Linked DNA regions of Homo sapiens: region 2 is linked to region 1. Evidence: read pairs that join two places in POLR2A ChIA-PET (ENCODE). Cell type or tissue: OCI-LY7. All regions are shown on one strand.

Region 1 (4,000 bases):
TAGAAGGGAGAGAGTAGCAGCATAAAGGGAGCAGAAAGGAAAAACCCAGCAAAACACAGTGCATACCTATGAAACAGAAATGGGGGTGTCAACCCTGCAGGAGGGAGAAAGCAGCCAGTTGCTGGGAAGAGGGATGTCACCATTGTTGGAATCTTGTATACAAGGGTGATATTCTGCAGGACCAGGGAGACATGCATTTAGAAACTTAGTCATGGCCAAAGTCCCGCAGAAGGAGTGACTGATAGTCACAGGAAGCTTAAATTGGTGGAGTGTACTCTTTGGCATTTTTCTAATTAGTTCGTGTTCATTAAATGATTCCAGAGTATAGTTAAGCTGTAGTACTTAGTCTGTGTAACAAATTATTCTCCCCTAAATGCCTCCTAAGAACCCTCGCCAGGTGCTGATTATGTCTCCCATACCTGAATCTAATGTGTCTGTCCCTCACCCTGATGATTTGCCAGAACTGATCACTGCTAGTCCCTCCTTCCAGAGAAACAAGGAGACAGAATTATTAACCAAACAGGAGGGCAAAAAGGGAAAAAAAGCCTATATAACACAAGAATAGATTACACTGCTGACCTGGGTTTCAGTTACATACAAATTGCATCTTCACAGAGGAGCTCAGCTCTTCAGGTTTAAATTAAACTTAGTCCAATAGACATTTATAGGGCACCTATTTTGTACTTGGCACTGGGCCATGTGGGAAAACAAACTGGCTTGGTCAGGTGCGGTGGCTTAGGCCTGTAACTCCAGCACTTTGGGAGGCAGAGGTGGGAGGATTGCTTGAGTCCAGGAGTTCCAGACCACCCTGGGCAACACGATGAACCCCTGTCTCTACAAAATATACAAAAAAATTAGCTGAGCATGGTGGCATGTGCCTATAGTCCTAGCTACTTAGGAGGCTGAGGTGGGAGGATCACCCGAGACTGGGAGGTTGAGGCTACAGTGAACTGAGCCATGATTGCACCACTGCACTCCAGCCTAGGTGACAGAGTGAGACCCTGTCTCAAAAACAAACTGTAAGGCATGGTTACTGCTCTTGAGAAGCTGAAAATATTCCCAAAGAGGCCAGTGTGAACAAGTATACAATAAAATTTGTAAATGAGAGAAAAATTCCTTGTGAGTAAAAATGCCAGGAAATTCAGAGAATGGAGGCACTAACTCAAACTGGAGTGAGAAAGCTCTGGGGAGAATTTGGGATTTGGGACCTAGGCCCTTGGAACATAAACCAGATTTTGAGGTGAGAATAAAAGAGATGAGAGCACCCAAATGGAGAAAACAGAATGATCTTATCAAGACAATCTCAGAACTACTGAAGAAGCTATTTGATAAAGGTAATCAGTAGGCATGAATCCCTCAGTGGACCATGAGTTCTTCAAGAGCTGGCATCATGGCCGGGCATGGTGGCTCAAGCCTGTAATCCCAGCACTTTGGGAGGTCGAACGGGGGAGATCACCTGAGGTCAGGAGTTCAAGACAAGCCTGGCCAACATGGTGTAACCCTGCCTCTACTACAAATACAAAAAATTAGCTGGGCGTGGTGGTGGGCGCCTGTAATCCTAGCTACTCGGAAGGCTGAGGCAGGAGAATTGCTTGAACCCCGGAGTTGCAGGTTTCAGTGAGCCAAGACTGCGCCATTGCACTCCAGCCTGGGTGATAAGAGTGGGACTCCCTTTCAAGAAAAAAAAAAAAAAAGTGCTGGCATCATGTCTTAGGCCTCTTGGAATTCATTCATTCAACAAATCTGGGTGTTGAGAATAAGCAATGAGTGAAACAGACAGCGTCTCTGCCCTCATGCAGTGCAGCTTACAGTCTTAATGGCAGAGGCAGACATAAACAATAGACAACTGGCCAGATGCGGTGGCTCACACCTGTAATCCCAGCACTTTGGGAGGCCGAGGTGGGCAGATCACCTGAGGTCAGGAGTTTGAGACCAGCCTGACCAACATGGCAAAACCCTGTCTCTACTAAAAATACAAAAATTAGCCGGGTGTGGTGGCAGGTGCCTGTAATCCCAGCTACTTGGGAGGCTGAGGCAGGAGATTCGCTTGAACCCGGGAGATGGACGTTGCAGTGAGCTGAGATCGCACCATTTCAATTCAGCCTGGGCAACAAGAGTGAAACTCTGTCTAAAAATAAAAAATAAAATAAAAATAAATTGCAGGAGGCTAGTTACAGACTTCTTTTGCTGGAAAGAAGAGAAAAATATCTACATTTTAGATTAATTTATTTCCACATCCAAAAAGTCCAGCTGAATGGACTCTGTGGAAGTAGTACACAAACATACATACCACTTACAAATCAAGCGGTCTGTAAAGATTATTTGCCTATGTTAACTTAGTGAGCCTGCAGCAAGACAAGTTCCTCTTTTTATTATTTCAGTGCTTACTACTCTTTTCCACATCATGCACACACTGAAGATGATAGTATTTGTCTGGCTCACTGGGGTAGAGGGAAGAGAGGGAATAGCCCTGGAGGTTCCACCCTCAGGCTCAAAGGGAGAAGTATTTCAGTACATCTCTAATCCATTTGGCTCATTAACTAGAAAGTTCTGTTTTATTTAATCACAGAAAAGTCTATTTTTGTAAAATACTTATAACCTTGATCTGTCCCTCCTACAAGCATCACCATCTCAGAGAATGACTACTCCACCTTTCTAATTGCTCAGGGCAGAAATCTTGGGATCATCTTTGATGCCTCTCTCTCTCTCACTTAGCATCCTTTCATTCCATTAGTAAATCCTGTTAGCTCTATATGGTCCAACACTTCTTACCACCTCCTCTGTGCTACAACCCTAGTCCACAGTCTTTTTGTGCCTGGATTACTTAAAATTCTTCTGTCTGGTCTCACTTCTTCCTCTCTTGCTCCTCTGCAGTCCCTTCTGTAAATAGCAGTGGGCACAATGCTGTTAAAACAGAAGTCTAATAATAACATATCTTCAAAATTCTCTCGTGACTCTCAATCTCACTTAAAGTGAAGTTCAGAGGTCTCACAATGGCCTGCAAGGCCTGCCCCCTAATGGCCTACCAGACCCTGCCCCATCTGCCGCCTCCTCCTTCCTCTCTGAACTCACGTTTTACCATTTTCTCCTTTGCTCAATTCTCTCGAGCTACTCTGGCTTACCTGTTCTGCCTTGAACACACCAGACAATTCCTGCCTCAGAAATTTTGCTTTTGATGTACTGCCTGCCTGCAATGCTCAGATATCTTCATGGCACTCTCTCACACCTGTTAGGTCTCAGTTTAAATGCCAGTTTCATAGTGGGACCTTCTTTGATCACACTATTTACCATCAGCTCCCACCTCCAAACTAACTCTGTTATATCCTATCCCTTTCCTCTATAGCACTTATTACTGTCCATTCTGTTTATTGTCTGACACCCTCACTGGAATGTAAGGTTCTTGAGGGCAGGGATTTTTTTCAGTTTTGTTCCCTGTTGTAGCTACAGTACACAGAACAGTACCCAACCTATAGTAAAAACTCAATAAATTTTTGTTGAATCGATGAATAAATTAATGAATGAATTCACATGTTACTTGGCTTTCTAAAACCTGAAGTTGTCAGTGTGATAAAAACTGTTTATTGTTTAGAACAAAGGCAGAGGACCTGGTTACAAGGTTAACCTAATGACTGTCTCTGAAATATTACAGTGTTAAAACTTTGCTAATGGATTATTTCCTGATGTTATCTGATCATTTCTTGTTCCATTATGATAATATAATGAAACATATCCAAAAGTGCCATGAAGAAAAATAAAGCAGGGAGAGAGGGCTTAGAGAATGATAGGACTGCTTTTTTAGTTAGTGTAATCAGGGAAGGCCATTTATCAGAGGCTGGAATGAAGGGAGGGACAACCCTCTAAAGGGCTGCGGGCAGAACATTCCAGGCAGAGTGAACAATGAGTGCAAAGTCCAAGCAGCTGGAACAAACTTGATGTTTTTGAGTAGCTGTAAGAAAGACAATGTGGTCAGACCAGAGTAAACATGCTGGAGAGTGGCAGC
Region 2 (4,000 bases), 120 kb before region 1:
CAAAAATTTTGCTATAAATCTCTGCTAGACAGTAATGCCTGGGTACCTATTCTTCACATTTCAGTAACTACCATATAAATCAAATTTTGTGCAAGATTAACAGTGTCTTTATTCAGTAATTAGGTAGAAAAATGAGACTAATAGAAAGACAGGGGTAAAAGCTGCCTGGAACATGTTATGGTCTTAACATTAAAGTTGCTACATCAGAGTTTCCAGTATCCTCTTACAGGATCATCTATGTGGGGAGGTAAGAAAAGAACTTAGGAAGATTTTTTAAAAAGCCTCGAATAACTTCTTATTACAACCTCACTAATATATATACTTCAAGCAAATTAATGAAATTGTTATTGATGATGTTAAAACATATGGGGGTGTTTCACAGACATCTAAAGACAAAATGGTAATAATGTTGATAATTTTATACCTGCTCACTATTTTGGACAAGCTATGTTAAATAATGAAAACTCAATATCCCACTTATTTTTAAGTTCATACTAACCCACAAACTATTGCCCCTAAGCAAATTTTACCTTGTACTTTACCAGTAAGCTTTGAAAGGGGGAAAAAAAAGGAGGGGGAGAGAATGAGCCTCTGAAGTAGAGAAATCAAACCTTCCTATATGTTTTGTGTGGCATCTTCTATATATTACTCGTGATCAACGTTGAGTTTTAATAGCAGTCTGATATTTGTTCAGTAACATATTACTCACCCATTTGAACACGGTTGATTGTGGGTAGTTTTAACTATCATGGATACCTTTCTACTTCCTAAAGATGTTTCACTTCATATCCTCATATTTTAGTGCAAAAGACCCACCTATGACTGCCAAAAAGTTTACGTACTTATTACAGGCTCAACATAAAAGGAGAAAAATTTCACATTTGGCATTAGTCCCCATACTTCCAAAATGCTACATTCAACATCTCATGCCAAGATCTTGTGCTCATCAGCAATTTTTTGGAAATGCTCGGGGTACAAAATAGCTTACCTAACATATGCAGATAAGCTAGAAAACCACAGTCTTGACTATTACACCGCTGCCACCCTTACCTGGTATTTTGAATCTCCAAAGAACTTAAGCTACAACCTCATCAGCAAATGTTACAAGCAAAGTGCTATATCAAAGTCATTTTCTCCTAGAAAGGAAAATAGGCAGGGAAGATGAGGGAGTAGAAAAGATAATTTACCTGCATCAATTTTCTGGAGAGCTCATTAGTGAGGAATTCTTCTTCTTTCTCATAATTTACAGCAAGGGTTTCTTTCTCCTTCTGCAAAGCCTGAATTTTCTTGAATAAAGTGTTACTAATGAATTCTTCTTCCTGCTCAGCCCTGGCTTGCTGTTTAAAAAAAAAAAAGGAAAGAACAAAACAAAACACATGTTAAGGAAACAGGAAATTTACTAATTGAAATATAGTTCTTATTTCCAGAAAGGGTACCCATTTTAAATAGAGCTCTATTTTTAGCTGTGAACCAACACACCCAAGAAATGCAAAACAGAGGAATTCAGCAGAGTCTACAGAAATGAATATCACTATTATGCCAAAGAGCCCCCCTTTACTATGTGTGGTCCTTATTCTTAAAGTGATATTTCAAAGAAATTAGCCAAGATCACATTGCAGTTTTTATGAAACTGTCCCAAATCAATAACCAGAATACAGAAAGATCCTTCTAATGTAGCAGACGGGTCCAGTCCTGTGCTATGGTACATCAATTCATGATAACTCTCACAGGTTGCTACATCTCCATGGTTTACAATTAAATATCTGGGCAACATTTTTTACTGGAGCAGAGCTCAACTCACTTAAAAGTAGAATTATATCACCTCCTTATGATGTCACTTAAAAGGTTTGGATAGGTTTGGATATGCCATTAAAAAGGCATTATGGGCCAGGTGCAGTGACTTACACATGTAATCCTAGCACTCTGGGAGGCAGAGGTGGGTGGATCACTTTGATCTCAAGAGTTGAGACCAGCCTGGGCAGCATGGCAAAACCCTGTCTCTATAAAAAATACAAAAAATTAGTCAGGCATGGTGGCACATGCCTGTGGTTCCAGCTATTCGGGAGGCTAAGGCAAGAGGATCACTTGAACCCGGAAGACAGAGGTTGCAGTGAGCCGAGATCATGCCACTGCACACCAGCCTGGGTGACAGAGTAAGATGTTGTCTCAAAATAATAAATAAAATAAAAAATAAAAGGCATTACAAATGTACATGGACACGTGTTCACTGAATAGCTGAATAATTACTAGAAAAAAAAAATTGCACCAAATGGCTGGAAACTAGTTATTAAGAGGTAGTGGAAATCTAGGGGTGAAGGGTAAAGGTGGGTGAGAGGGGCTTCATTTTTTACTTTATTTCCCTATTGGGAATTTTTTGGAGATGAAGTCAACGAGAGAGATTAGTGAATTGAATTTTAAAAACAGAAGAGAAGGGAGTCTTTTTTGAAGGCATTATTCAATGGAGATGAAAATATTCTTCTGTAGATACCCTCCTCTCTCCCTGAAAAAAATGTTTTAATAGATTAGGCTTATTATTATTCTGTCTAAACGGAAAAGCCTAACCATCTTTGAAGGAAATTAATCTTTTGGGAAAGGGCATCCATGTTTCAAACAAACTCAACTCTATTTAAATAACTTTTTAAACCACAACACTTTGATTTATACCAAATAATGCATTTGTTTTATCTGTCAAATCAAGGGAGGAAGAGCCACATGAATTCCAGGCCTCCAGAACCTGTTATTTATAATATTCCAAGAGAACCAGACAGGCAGAAGACGAAAGGGCACCCACATTAAACAATTACCACCTCTTACTGTAAAAGGCTCCGACAATCAATCCCAACTCTGGCAGTTTCGATTTCTGTATATACTCACCAGCTTCCCCAACATCCACACACTCTAATATCCACGGTTTCTGTGGAGTCCACCCTCCCTGCTCCCCATCACTGTGGCCCTAGAGGAGGTATGCCAGCTTCTGATACTGCTTGCTGAGCAATTCTACAAAGAGAGCCACACATAGTACACAGACTGAAAAACAGAGCTACACAAACACAAACAGTGGAGGCTTTGGGAGAAGGTCCAGTACTCACATTTTTAAAGCCATTCTGGGGTAGTCCAAGAGAGCTAAGCAACAAAGACAAAATCCTTCAGCTAATAAATCTGTATTACCAGCCAAGGCACCCAGTGAGCAGTCCATAGGTTCCCCCAGTGGTTCCCTTACATACCTCCTATTTCATTAACGCTTCTCAATGTCTTACTCTTTCCACTATAGTCAAGGAAAACTGCTGAGAACTCATACTTCTCCTCCCCCTTTAAATCAATCCCCACTTGCCTTCCGAACTCTCAAACTTCAGGATTTCACGCTAGTGCCATGGGCAGGAATCCAAAGTATTTATTTAAGACATATTTGACACATACATATCTAAGCCTGCCATCTATCCAAGCTACTTGTTTTTCTGGTTTTGACCGACAAAGTCCTATATGATTTGAATTCTGACTATTCTAAAAGTTAAAGAACAGAAAGGCTGAGAGGAACTGTAGTGCTCTTGCAGGTGATTCTAGACTTGGCATTCAAAAGGGTGTTTGCCATAAACTCATTTCATTATCAGATCAGACTCAACTTCTTGCACATTAACACACATTTAGTATTTTAGATAACTGGTAAATTTTATTATAAGCAGTAAAAGTGAAGTGGACTCAGAGACTAGGCAGATCACCTTTCCCTTTACACAGGGGCCTAGAAGTGATAAATAGAAAATAAGAAACTAAGAGATTATTCTTGTGAGAAGTTGAAAATCAACCTTAAGAGTTTATTTGTGAAGCCACCCCTCCCCAATTCATCTAGCTACTAAGTCATAGGGACAGGAGATTTCACCGTAACATAAAAAAGAACTTTCGGTAGAAAGTACATTGTGGCTCTAGGCCAGGCGCAGTGGCTCATGCCCGTAATCCCACCACTTTGGGAGGCCAAGGTGGGTGGATCACGAGGTCAGGAGTTCAA

Evidence for each region. Peaks named below come from ENCODE experiments on the same cell type or tissue, not always from the same donor. Only the 100,000 strongest peaks of a DNase experiment are listed, where the experiment ranks them.
Region 2: POLR2A ChIA-PET joins it to region 1 with 6 read pairs; 2 of 35 experiments call an interaction of 5 or more read pairs at or near these places.

The regions. Positions count from the first base shown.
Region 1 is chr10:59,968,213-59,972,212 of GRCh38, forward strand. No RefSeq gene overlaps it. Among named protein-coding and RNA genes, the nearest start is that of LINC01553, 9.3 kb to the left of the region's middle. In OCI-LY7, CTCF peaks have their summits at 3,006 (motif pointing left) and 3,212; a DNase peak (open chromatin) is centred at 2,349.
Region 2 is chr10:59,851,366-59,855,365 of GRCh38, forward strand. It overlaps CCDC6 (coiled-coil domain containing 6), which reads right to left. Exons shown (of 9, transcript NM_005436.5): 2 at 1,188-1,337. Among named protein-coding and RNA genes, the nearest start is that of CCDC6, 53 kb to the right of the region's middle. In OCI-LY7, no CTCF peak of the experiment used is centred here; no DNase peak of the experiment used is centred here.